Regions from separate parts of the Homo sapiens genome. Here regions 1 and 2 are each linked to region 3. Evidence: chromatin contacts called from ENCODE Hi-C or POLR2A ChIA-PET data. All regions are on one chromosome and are shown on one strand. The core of a region is the stretch at or near the end of the contact, and the rest is flanking DNA. Distances in the headings are between cores, read along the strand shown.

Region 1 (4,203 bases), core at 888-3,387, 81 kb before region 3:
TAACTACTATCAATTAAGAAACATTTCCACAATCCTAATTTAAATATACATCCACTTCTTGAATTTGATAATGTGTTTGTCAAATGATTCAGAATATTTGATAAGGTTGTCTATATATTTCTCCTTGCTAAACACTGGAATCATTTTATTATGTTTCATCAACTCTTATCTGGGGAATTTAATTATATAAATTCAAAAAAGTATACAAAAAAAGTGAACTGTCACAGTAAAAAAAGATATGGTATATCTGAAGACTTGCCTGCAGTATCAATACAGTGCTTTTATTGTGATGGCTTTTGAAATAGATTCAAGTATAAATGGTTAATTGGAAAACTTGATATTTCCAGTAGTGACGTTTTCTTGACAGGAAATTATTTGAGATTGTTCAAGGGAATTGATGAAGTCCCTAGAGAAGATGACATGTGAAGTTCAGAATGAGTAATGACCCCGCGTCTATAATGATTAGAAAAGTTTTTCTCCTCCTTTTGTATTGCAGTCAGTCACAAGCAATATTTTATTCTCATGGATAAGATTTTCAAAGAAACTGCTAGAAATCAGGTTGAGGGAACAGGATAAATTCTTTTTGGTATAAGGCTGCAGGTAACTATTCCATATTCTATGAGAAATAAGCACACACACACATATGTTTTAACAGTAGAGTAGCCTCATTTAGTTATTCTTGTCTGCCTTAGGTGATCATTTTCTAGGCTTATTTAGAGGAACTGGTCTATTTACAGATGTCATTCCTATCTCCTTATCACTGTCTGAAATTGAGGAAAAAAATATTTCTACTTTTACCTCTTCATACTCAGTTATGTTGGATGGACTTCCTCAGAATTTAAATTGGTCAGTGTCTAATTCTCCACTTTGAAATAAAGTACTCAGTCATTATTACTTCCAGCATAGAATCAGAAATACTTAGTGGTCTGTGAGGTTTTACTCCACACATTGGCACAAATACCTCATTTACTGAAGTGGTTAGAATGAGAGAGAAATAACAGCTGAAACCTCAATTTGTATGAGTGGAAGAAGATTAGGAGAGACTGGGCTCAGTAGATTGATTGCTGTTTGTCCCCTTGGGCATTTTTCAGAAAAGCCTTTCATATTTATTCTTACCATGTTCCAGAGGCACAAATAAAGGATCTCCACTTAATGGGTTCCAAGTACAGACCATTTTCCTTGATTAGAGACACACTGCAATGGACACAGGCACCACTTTACCTTCAGATTTTAGTTATTCAACAGTTAATAACCTGTTCACCGTTGGTTTTACATATTGCCTCAGTTGATCTTGGTGTATTAAGAAGAATTCGACCACTACCAGCACAGAGATTGGTATGTAACAAGAGTGCAGTAAATATTTATAACATGTGATAATGTAAATAAAAGTTTTCTTTTTTTAAAAAATCGAAATGCTATTATTTAGGGTTCAAGGTAGACTTTAAGCATAAAGCTGTTTAAGCTAAAAACCAGTTAATTCTCTTAATGTTTGTCTCTAATGGGCTGTTACCATTTTAAGATCATCCTATTTGAGTTTGCATTACATTGTTTCTGTGTATGTGTTGGGGAGGGTGTTTTGATATTTTATTATCCTTTGCTCCCAATGTTTTAGAATCTTTTAAAATTATATCATTTCTCTTTTAAATATTATTCCTTCTGGAGGCTTCTTTTTTAGAATTACAACCTGATATTTTGAAACTAGGGTCACTGGCCAAGAATCTTTTAACTAATCCCTTCATAAACTTTCTAGTTTTAAATACCTGCTATTTAAACAGCAATCAACCAGAAAAAGAATTCCAATGAGTCAATTATCCCTTGGCCCAACCCCAAGTTGATACATTCTTCAATTCCAGTGTTGGCTTTGTCTAATCATCTAAAACTTTGGCAAAAGTTTTGAAGAGTAAGAAAGTTGACATTAAGCATTTATGGGTTTTTTTGTTTGCATTTCACAAGAATTTTTGATTCATTCTCCCTGTGTCATTTATCAGATCAGAAGTTGGATGTGTTTTGTTGCCTAAAATACTACCCATGTACGACAGTTACATTTCCACTTCAGATGACCAGATGAAAGAGTAGTTTCCTTCAAAGCCCACATTCATTTTGGAATGGGAATTATACCACGAGTGAGATAAGAAACTGTAAATAGGCTTTGGCACAATGATTGTACTCTCAGGCGCCAAGTTTTCTTGGCAAGAATTCTGGTATTCAGGAGACTCTTGTAGTTCTGGCTCTTCCACTCATCTGGTATTATGACTTCTTCAGTTTAAAGTCACCTTTTCCAGAAGATGAGAACCTTGACAATGCAAGTAGCCACCCAGTCACTCTCTTTCACATCCCCTGATTTTAATTCTCTACATAGCCCTTATTGCTCATTACTGGGTATTTTTCTTGTTTGTTTCTTTTGATTATCTTCCTAGAATCTAAACTTTAGGGACTTTACATAGGAATATACCATGTCTCATTGAATCTAAGGTGACATCAATGGTGAGATGCATCATTATGTTGGGGATGTAAGACTGCAATCACAGCTCATTGCAGCCTTGTTATCCTGGGCTCAAGCAATCCTTCCTCCTTAGCCTCCTGAGTAGCTGGGACTACAGGTGCATACTACAACACCTGCGCCCAGCTAAATTTTGTATTTTTCTAGAGATGAGGTTTGGCCATGTTGCCCAGGCTGTTCTTGAACTCTTATGCTCAAGCGATCTGCTCACCTCGGCTTACCAAAGTGCTGGGATTATAGGCGTGAGACACTATGCCCAGCCTCTTCAGCATTTTCAAAGAAAAGTTGCCAATATATGGTATTTTCAACATGATATAATTGTTTGTGGCATCAAGAGTATTGGTGAAGCTGAATTTCTGAAAATATTACTCCATTATTGTCTTTGAGATTTTCTTCCCAGATGGTGACATTCATTCTTTTAAGTTTTGATGCTTATGGGCCATCAGTGCCTGGCAGACAGCAACTGTAAGACTCACCCTAATTTGAGATGTGGAAATGTGAAAAACTGAACATCTTAAAATTCAAAAAATAAGGGTTATAGGTACTGATATGGTTTAGCTCTGTGTCCCCACTCAAACCTCATGTCCAGTTGTAATCCCCACGTGTTCAACGAGGGGCCTAGTGGGAGGTGACTGAATCATGGAGGTAGACTTTCCCCTTGCTATTCTCATGATAGTGAGTAAGTTCTCAGGAGACCTGGTTGTTTGAAAGTGGGTAGCACCTCCCCCTTCCCTCTCTTCCTCCTGTTCTACCCATGTAGGATGTGCCAGCTTCCCCTTTGCCTTCTGTCATGATTGTAAGTTTCCTGAGGCCTCCCCCAGCCATGCTTTCTGTACAGCCTGTGGAACCCTGAACCAATTAAACCTCTTTTCTTTATAAATTACCCAGTCTCAGGTAGTTTCAGGTACTTCTTTTTTTTTTTTTTTTTTTTTTTTGAGACGGAGTTTTACCTTGTCACCCAGGCTGGAGTGCAGTGGTGTGATCTCGGCTCACTGCAACCTCTGCCTTGCTGGTTCAAGCTATTCTCCTGCCTCAGCCTCCTGCGTAGCTGGGATTACAGGCACCTGCCACCATGCCTGGCTAATTTTGTATTTTTAGTAGATACGGGGTTTCACTATGTTGGCCAGGCTGGTCTCGAACTCCTGACCTCAGGTAATCCACCCTCCTTAGCCTCCCAAAGTCCTGGGATTACAGGTGTGAGCCACTGCACCTGGACTCAGGTAGTTCTTTACAGCAATGTGAGAATGGACTAAAACAGGTACTCAATAAATAAATAATTTTCAAATACTTGAATATATGACTTTTGTCAAATCTATGTGTCCTTGGGCAAGCCAGTTTATTCCTTAAGCTATATTTTTCCCATTCAGAAAATTAAGAGGTTGGCCTAGAAGTCCTCTAAGAGCCCTTTTTGCTAAAAAAAAAAAAAAAAAAAAAAAAAAGAACGTGCTTCGTAAATGGCTGGAGTTCATAAATGTAAGGATGTATAATTTTAGTGAACTATTAAAAGTATTCTGTCCAATCTGGTCTTCAAGGATTTAAATTTCCAGGTCAAACAAATAAGAATACCACCCAGCTGTTCTATTAGACAATTGATGAGGTGACGATTGAAGAGTGAGGATTCTTGCCACCCTTAGCTGACCCCTTTCTCTCTCCCTGGCTGCAGCTGGTTAGTATACAGTGCACAGAACACGGCCATTAGAGAG
Region 2 (4,015 bases), core at 296-2,795, 100 kb before region 3:
TGCTTCTGTCTCACAGCTCTTAAGATTCTTTCCTTCATCTTAACTTTGTATAACCTGAGGACAATGTGCCTGGGTGAAGATCTTTTTGCGGTGAATTTCCCAGGTGTTCTTTGTGCTTCTTGTATTTGCATGTCTAGGTCTCTAGCAAGGCTGGGGAAGTTTTCCTTGATTATTCCCCCAAATATTGTTTTCCAAGCTTCTAGAATTGTCTTCTTCCTCAGGAACACCGATTATTCTTAGGTTTTGTCATTTAACACAATCCCAGATTTCTTGGAGGCTTTGTTCATATTTTCTAATTCTTTTTTCTTTGTCTTTGTAGAAGTGGGTTAATTTGAAGACCTTGTCTTCGAGCTCTGAATTTTTTTCTTCCACTTGTTCAGTTCTATTGCTGAGACTTTCCAGAGCATTTTGCATTCCTGAAGTGTATCCAAAGTTTCCTGAATTTTTGATTTTTTGTTTAAGTTATCTATTTCCTTGGATATTTCTCCCTTCTCTTCTTGTATCATTTTTTGGATTTCGTTGCATTGGCCTTTGCCTTTCTCTGGCCCCTCCCTGATTAGCTCAATAACTAACCTCCTGAATTCTTTTCAAGATAAATAAGAGATTTCGTCTTGGTTTGGATCTATTGCTGGTGAACTAGTGTGATTTTTGAGGGGGTATTGATGAGCCTTGTTTTGTCATATTACCAGGGTTGGTTTTCTGGCTCCTTCTCATTTGAGTAGGTTCTGTCAGAGTCTAGGGCTGAAAGATGTTGTTTGGATTTTTTTGTCCCATGGAGTGTTCTGTTGGTGTAGTACTCTCCCACTTTTCCTGTGGTTGTGGCTCCCTGTGAGCTGAACTGCAGTGATCGTTGTCTCTCTTCTGGGTCTAGGCATTCAGAGAGTCTACCCAGCTCTGGGCTGGTACTAGGGGTTGTCTGCACAGAGTCCTGTGATGCGAACCATCTATGAGTTTCTCAGCCATGGATACCAGTGCCTGTTCCAGTGGAGGTGGCAGAGGGTGCAATGTACTTTGTGGGGGCCCTTAGCTTTGGTGGTTTAATGCTCTATTTTTGTGCTGGTTGGCCTCCTGCCAGGAGGTGGCACTTTCCAGAAAGCATCAACTGTAGTAGTGTGGAGAGGGGCCAGTGATGGGTGGGGCCCAAGAACTCCCAAAATTATATGCCCTTTGTCTTCCACTACCAGGGTGGGTAGGGAAGGACCAGCAGGTGGGGGTGGGGCTAGGTGTGTCTGGGCTCAGACTCTCCTTGGACGGGTCTTGCTGTGGCTGCTGTGGGGCATGGGGTGAGATTCCCAGATCACTGGAGTTGTGTACCTAGGAGGATTATGGCTGCTTCTGTTGAGTCATGCAGGTTGTCAGGGAAGTGGGAGAAAGCCGGCAGTCACAGACCTCACCCAGCTCTCACACAAACCAAAGGGCCAGTCTCACTCCCACCGTGCCTACCACAACAGTCCGAGTCTGTTTCCAGGTGCAGGGCGAGACAGGCTTGAAAACTTGCCCGAGGCTTTCTGTCTCCTAGCCGCGAAAGAAAAGAGCTTTAGTTCTTCCCCTGCCTGTGAAGTCTGCAAGCCAGATTTGTACCCTCCCCCAAGTTCTGACTAGGAGGTTTCTCACCTCGTTCAAATTGTTACAAAGTTCAGCCAGGGAATTCCTTCTCCCTGTGGAGTTTTACCCTCTGCTCTTCTGGCCACCCTCCTGATGGATCCCTGCGGTGCCAGGCAGGAATGGGCAGCTTGGGGACCCACTGAGCCCCCAGGGCCTTTCTGCTGCTTTCTCTACCCCTGTATTTTGTTTGGCTCGGCTCTCTAACTTGACTCAGCTCCAGGTAAAGTTGGAAACTTCTCCCACAAACAGACCTTCAGCTTCTCCAGTGGGGGTGTGTGTTCAGAAGAGGAGGGTCTCCCTTTCCAACTTCCACAGTTGGGGCACTCACAGTATTTAGGGTGTCTCCCAGGTCCCGCAGGAGCCGTTCGCTTCCTTCAGAGGGTCTGTGGCTCCTCTCAGGATTGCTGGTTTGTTCTTACAGCCAATCTGGAGCTAAAATTCACAGTGCAAGCATCTGTATGTTGCTCTCTCCGGAGCTGCAATCTAGTCCAGCCTCCCATCTGCCATGATCCCTACAGGCTAAAATTTATTAATCTTTTAAGTATTTAACTTTGTATGACTGTTGGCTTCTGTTTTAACAAATTCTTCCTTGCCACAAAGTCAAAATTTATTGGAGTATATTGAGGTCTAGTTATATGCGAAAAATTTTACCTGTTTTGTGTGTGGAATTCCATAAATTTTGAAAAGCACTTGTAGTTGTGTAACCATCATTGTAAACAAGATCTAGAACATTTCCATCACCCGAAAAAGTTTCTTCCTGCCCCTATGTAATGAATCCCCTCTACCAGCACCCAAACCCTGAAACTGCTGATCTGTTTTTTGTTCCCAAGTTTACCTTTGCAAGAATGTTATATAAATGGAATAATTCAGAATGTTTCCTTTTGAGTCCAGCTTCTCTCACTTAGCATGATATATTTGAGATTCGTCTGTATTGTTCCATGTATTAACACTTCATTCCCCCCTTTATTTCTGAGTAGTGTTCTATCATATGGATGCAACACAATATGTTTATCCATTCACCAACTGGTGTCCACTGGGTTGTTTCTAGTATTTGGAGATTATTAATAAAACCCTACAAACTTTCATGTACAGGTCTTCTTGTGAGCATAAGTTTCCATTTCTTTTGGATCAATACCTAAGGGAAGGATTGCTTATCATATGTGTCAAATGATAAGTATATGTTTAATGATATGAAATTGCCAAACTGCTTTCCAAAGTAGCTGTACCATTTTGCATTCCCACTCACAATGTATGAGGGTTCTTTTTGCGTTGCATCCTCACCAGTGCTTGGTATTCTCAGTTTGGTTTTAGCTACTCTAGTAGGTGTATCTCACTGTGATTTAAATTTACATTTTCCTAATGACTAATAATATTATGAGTAATTTTTCACATGCTCGTTTGCTATCTACATTTCTTCCTTGGTGATATGTCTGTTCAAGTCTTTTGATCATTTTTGTATTTTAAATTGATTTTTGATTGAGTTCCTCATATATTCTGTGTATCAGCGGTTTCTTATTTAAATAACATATGTGTTTTGTGGACATTTTCTTTCAATCTGTGACTTGTCTTTGCATTCTTTTAACATTATCTTTTAAGGAACAGAAGTTTTTAATTTTGATGAAGTGATGAAGTCCAATTTATCATTTTTTAATTTTGTGGTTCATGCTTTTTGTGTTCCACCTAAGAAATGTTTGCCTAATGCAGATCACAAAGATTATCTGGAAGTTTCAGAGTTTTTGGCTCTACATTTAGGTGTGTGATCATTTCAAATTACACTTTTATATGGTGTCAGGTTTGGTCAAGGTTGGTTTGTTTGTTTTTGCATATAATGTTCAACTGCTCCAGCACTATTTGTTGAAATGACTAGCTTTTCTTCATTGAATTGATTTGACATCTTTGTTGAAAATTGTTTGGTCACATATATATGAATTTATTTCTGGAGTCTGTCATGTGTTCCGCTGATCTGCAAGTCTGCTCCTTTTCCAATACTGCACTTCTTGATTCCTGAAACTTATAGTTAGTCGGCAAATAAAGGAATGTAAACCCTCCAACTTTGTTCACATTTTTTCAAATAAACCTTTTGGCTATTCTAGTTTTTTGTTTGTTTTTTTCCTCCATAAAATTAGAATAGGTCTTACAATTTTTATTTAAAACAAGCCCCAAGCTGATATTTTTGATTGAAATTGTGTTGAATCTATAGACCAGTTGAGAGAGCATTGACAGCTTAACAATATTGAGTCTTCCAATTCATAAACATTGTATTGCCCTCTGTTTATTTGATTCTCTCATCAATGTTTTAGAGTTTTTAGCACGCAAATCTTATTCATCTTTGGGGGCATTATATTGATTTCAGATTTATTTTGGTCTTATTATAATGGTACTGTTTTAGTTTTAATTTTAATTTCCAGAA
Region 3 (4,189 bases), core at 1,243-3,742:
GCAGATACCACAAATATTTATTGAGTTCTCATAAAGTCTGTGTTTTAGGTGTCCTGGGAACACATTATTGAATGAGAACTTTCTAGATAACTTGGCTTGGTCTTGAATAATGCACTGGATTTATACATGGGGAGAAAAAGAAAACAAAAACAAACACACATCACATGAGCGGATCACAACACTGTGACAGAACTGAGACCTGTGTGTGATATAGTTTGGCTCTGTGTCCCCACCCAAATCTTATCTTGAATTGTAATCTCCGTAACCCCCCTGTGTCCAGGGTGGGACCTGGTGAGAGGTGATTGGATCGTGGGGGCTGTTTCCCCCAGGCTGTTCTCATGATAGCGAGTTCTCACGAGATCTGATGGTTTTATAAGTGTTTGACAGTTCATCCTACACACACATTCTCCCTCTTGCCTGCCACCAAGTAAGACATGCCACTTTGCCTTCCACCAGGATTGTAAGTTTCCTGAGGCCTCCTCAGCCATGTGGAACTGTGAGTCAATTAAACCTCTTTCCTTTACAAATTACCCAGTCTCAGTGGTATTCTTTATAGTAATGTGAGAACGGACCAATGTAGTGTGACTTGGAAGGGTGAGAGCGATGACCTGATTAGATTTGGTGCTCATGTTAAGAAAAAGCAGGGAATAAGTTTGGATTGTTGGGTGGGCAGAAGCCCACCAAGGTAAGAGAATTCTTAGTTTGCAGAAGAAAGAAAAACAGCACATTGTGTCACACAGATCTTTTGATGTAAAGCATGACTTTAATGCATTCTTATGATATTATATAGGGAAACATTTACATAGCCCCTTCATAACTGTAATATGCCCTAGTTTTGTTTGTCAGTTTATTTCTTTGTTATTTACTCTACAAATAGTCCTTGAACTTGAGGAAGAAAAATGGGAATGGTTTGTGTTTTACTTAAATTATAAGATCAAAGATGGCAGATGATTTATCCAAAGCCCAGGCAAGTAGGAAAAGCTCCCCCTTCCCTTCCCCTTTTCCAGGATAGAAGAGAGTTGGCTGGTTACTTTGCAGGACTTAAGATGATCTTCATTTTAAAGAATCTGTATCAGCCTCCACTGTGGTAAGATGTGACTGGGATTTCAAGGTTTCCCCTGTCTCTACTGATTTACCTAAGTAGGACAGAGATTTCTGGGGCATGCCTGCCGGTGGAGGGCAGTAGGTCACTCAACTAAGAGCACAGTATTGTTGAGAAAATGACACTAAAGTGGTCATCTGGGATGCTACTTCGCTTTTGGTAAATAACTTTGCATCAACTTCTCAAGTTCCACCTCTCAGTGGAGACGGATGCTAGACAAAGGTACCAGACACCGCAGCCTGGTCGGCTGAACAAATGGAGTTATAGCCTTAGATTTTGTTTTCGTGATGACTAAGCTGACCAGGTTTCTTCTTTGTCCTTGCACACTTTATGCTTGACGAGATGCTTAAGCAAATAGAATAGGCGACCGCTAGGAGGTACCCGAGCTATGCGTCGGCCGCCGGGGCGAGCAGAAATGGCTAACAGCGACTCTCTCGGCTCGGTGGGTCAAGGCGGGTGGTGCTTTTCCAAGGTCGGGGTTGCGATAAGCTTATCGCTTATCACAAGCAAGAAGGGCAAGAAGGACGTCTAAGAACCAACGGTCCTTTAATCTAAAAGGCCGCGCGCCTCCAAGGCAATGTGACATCTTGAGGTCTAGTGTTTGGGCACCAGCTGCCTGCACATCTGGATGCAGCACTTCCTTTCAGGGAGGAGGCGAGGCGGAGGACCCCGGAGTGCACGCACCTCCTCGTGCGCGCGCTCGCTTGCGCCCGTGAACGTGTGTGTGTGTGTGTGTGTGTGTGTGTGTGTGTGTGTGTGTGCGGGCGCGCGCGCACACACACGGGCCGCGGCTCCGGGACCGGCTAATGGGGGTGGGGGCCCAGGAAGGAATAAATCTCCGCCAGCCTCCTCGCGCCTGGCTGCGGGTTAATATCCAACCAGCTAGAGAAAGACTAGGGTGACGGCAGCAGGGTGACAGCCTGGGCACACCGGCCGCTTGTCGAAGGATCAGGATATTAGCCAGTCTCCGCCACACTCAGGGACTGATATATTTCTATTGGCGGGGGGCTGTTGGTTTTTATTGTCTGCCGTTATCTCCAAAGAACAAGGGCACGAGTGAGGGGTGCGCGCTCTGGGCGAGTGTCGCGGCTCGGATCGGGTCGAAGGAGGCAATTTTGCGGGTGGGGGAGGGAGGGGGAGACCTTGATTTCCACCAATCCCCGGGCGTTTGTCTGCGAAGTCCGGGGCGCAGCGGAAGGCTGCGGCGCGCCGCTGAATTAACTGATGAGAGCGAGTTCTTTTCTTCTCCGGGAGGGGTGGGGAGCGAGGGTCCCGGCGGGCGAGGCGGAGGAGCCCGGGGCAGGATAGCGGTCCCGGGCCGCCGTGGAAATTTCCAAGGACTTGGTGCGGCGCAGAGAGCGCGTCTCGGGGCGGGGTGGGGGGGGGGGGGTTGCCTGGCGGCGCAGCAGCGCGGGAGGCGGCGAAGGGCGCAGGAGCATCGCTCGGAGGGGACAAGGGGACGCCACGGGCCACATGTTTAGGAGGGAGCCGAGCCTTCTCCCGGACCCTCGCCGAGGGCGACCGTGATGCTGCAGAACCGGCGGGAGCGACTCGCCGCCGCCGCTCTCTGCGCACTCGGAGACCCCAGCGCCCGCCTTCTGCAGGGGAAGCGACCATGGCCATAGATCGTGACTTCACCCCCAGCCACTTCCCCTAGAAAGAAATCCTTGGAAAAGTTGCATTTGAAAAAATCCTTGCGCTGACCTTTGGGGCCGACGGGGCCGAAGAAGCGTGCGTGCGTTTGCAAGTAAGAGAACCAAAGGTGTGTGTGCATGGGGGGCTGGCGGTGGGGGACCCTCCGCTGCCACTTCGCCTAGCTTTGTGCTGAGGCCCCGGCCCCCGCCCCTGGGACGCCGGGGCTGCGATGAGCCCCTGCGGGCGGGCCCGGCGACAAACGTCCAGAGGGGCCATGGCTGTACTGGCGTGGAAGTTCCCGCGGACCCGGCTGCCCATGGGAGCCAGTGCCCTCTGTGTCGTGGTCCTCTGTTGGCTCTACATCTTCCCCGTCTACCGGCTGCCCAACGAGAAAGAGATCGTGCAGGGGGTGCTGCAACAGGGCACGGCGTGGAGGAGGAACCAGACCGCGGCCAGAGCGTTCAGGTACTCCTGCCCTCGCGGCTCCTCCCCTCTAGCGTCCTTTCCTCCCCGAGTGCAGAGGACAGGGTCACCGGCGAGGACCGCCTTGCACCGTCTCGCAGAGGCATCCCTTTCATCCGCTCTTCCATGTCCTTTCCCTCCATTTGTGCCATTCCCAACCTGGAGACTTTAGTCAGGGTTCCTTCCCCACCCCTGATCCCCAGAGATGTGCAGACACCTGCTTTGCGCATGTAAAGACTCGACGCATTTCTTCCCAAAGCGGAGTTTTATTTAACAATTTACGGATAAACAAAACAGAGGGAAGGAGAACCCAGGATAACTTAGTCTCTTGCACTTAATAAGAATTTACCTCTTGGGCTCTGCAGACATTTGAAGCTGTAGGGAACAAGAAGCAGGTAAAAGGCATCTCCCCGAGGTGGAGTGCACAGTCGGTAACATAAGTCCCCAACGTCGGAGTGATGGGCAGTGGAAACATGGACGGATCCCGCAGCTTTGCGCAGTGTGCCCACAGCAAGTGCATAGTACTGACTGACGTCTACTAAGAGACGATACTGTGCAATTTTTGTGTTGAAATCTCGAACAGCTGTCTAGTATTATTATCTCATCTTGTTGACCACAAATTGATTCTTTAGAAGGATGAGTAACTTCCCCAAGGTCATTACTTTTGACCTGTGGGTGCTGGATTTTTCATCACTTAAAGCTCCAAAGCTCCCAGCTCTTTTTATTGGCTTAGGCTGTGGATGCCTCTGGAAGATGGGAGATGTACTTTAAGTAGGCACCTGAAGTCAGAAAACAAACAAAATGCCCAAGCCAGGTTGGAAATCAGAACTCTGAGGATCACTCAGAGGTTGTAGATCCGCTTCCTTTCTGGGAATTTTAGATTAAATGTCTAAAAATAAGTTACGGCAGCAGGGGTTGTGTAGTTAGATTGGAGGGAAGGCAGAGCTGCTTCCCCTTCCTCTCCACCTCCCCAGGCATGTTGAGGGAACA

Evidence for each region. A loop is a pair of places that touch in the nucleus more often than their neighbours do. ChIA-PET counts read pairs that join two places held with the same protein, here RNA polymerase II (POLR2A). Pooled maps may share reads with other maps.
Region 1: a pooled map of heart left ventricle shows a loop between it and region 3 (2.2-fold over the local background). The contact joins the enhancer-like site here to the promoter of ST8SIA1 in region 3. A Hi-C loop is called at or near these places in 3 of 168 maps with a recorded cell type or tissue (CD4-positive, alpha-beta memory T cell and CD8-positive, alpha-beta T cell), 11 of 37 single-sample maps with no recorded cell type and 14 of 50 pooled maps. POLR2A ChIA-PET finds 5 or more read pairs at or near these places in 11 of 52 experiments (A673, CD4-positive, alpha-beta T cell, CD4-positive, alpha-beta memory T cell and 7 more).
Region 2: a loop to region 3 is called in a map of Jurkat, with 3 times the contacts of the local background. The contact joins the enhancer-like site here to the promoter of ST8SIA1 in region 3. A Hi-C loop is called at or near these places in 52 of 168 maps with a recorded cell type or tissue (CD4-positive, alpha-beta T cell, CD4-positive, alpha-beta memory T cell, CD8-positive, alpha-beta T cell and 33 more), 26 of 37 single-sample maps with no recorded cell type and 43 of 50 pooled maps. POLR2A ChIA-PET finds 5 or more read pairs at or near these places in 7 of 52 experiments (CD4-positive, alpha-beta T cell, CD4-positive, alpha-beta memory T cell, CD8-positive, alpha-beta memory T cell and 4 more).

What each region holds. Positions count from the first base shown.
Region 1 is chr12:22,413,830-22,418,032 of GRCh38, reverse strand. No RefSeq gene overlaps it. Among named protein-coding and RNA genes, the nearest start is that of ST8SIA1, 81 kb to the right of the region's middle. Within about 2 kb of position 2,137, at least 4 of the 41 ENCODE cell types and tissues checked have a DNase peak (open chromatin) inside an H3K27ac peak, as active enhancers do.
Region 2 is chr12:22,434,686-22,438,700 of GRCh38, reverse strand. No RefSeq gene overlaps it. Among named protein-coding and RNA genes, the nearest start is that of ST8SIA1, 100 kb to the right of the region's middle. RefSeq lists enhancers at 823-1,430, 1,431-2,038. Within about 2 kb of position 1,545, at least 4 of the 41 ENCODE cell types and tissues checked have a DNase peak (open chromatin) inside an H3K27ac peak, as active enhancers do; they include PC-3, PC-9 and mammary epithelial cell, where a contact is called at or near this core.
Region 3 is chr12:22,333,010-22,337,198 of GRCh38, reverse strand. It overlaps ST8SIA1 (ST8 alpha-N-acetyl-neuraminide alpha-2,8-sialyltransferase 1), which reads left to right and starts at 2,492. Exons shown (of 5, transcript NM_003034.4): 1 at 2,492-3,202. The coding sequence starts at 2,967. LOC105369151 (a long non-coding RNA gene) reads left to right here and starts at 3,209. Exons shown (of 2, transcript XR_931426.3): 1 at 3,209-4,189.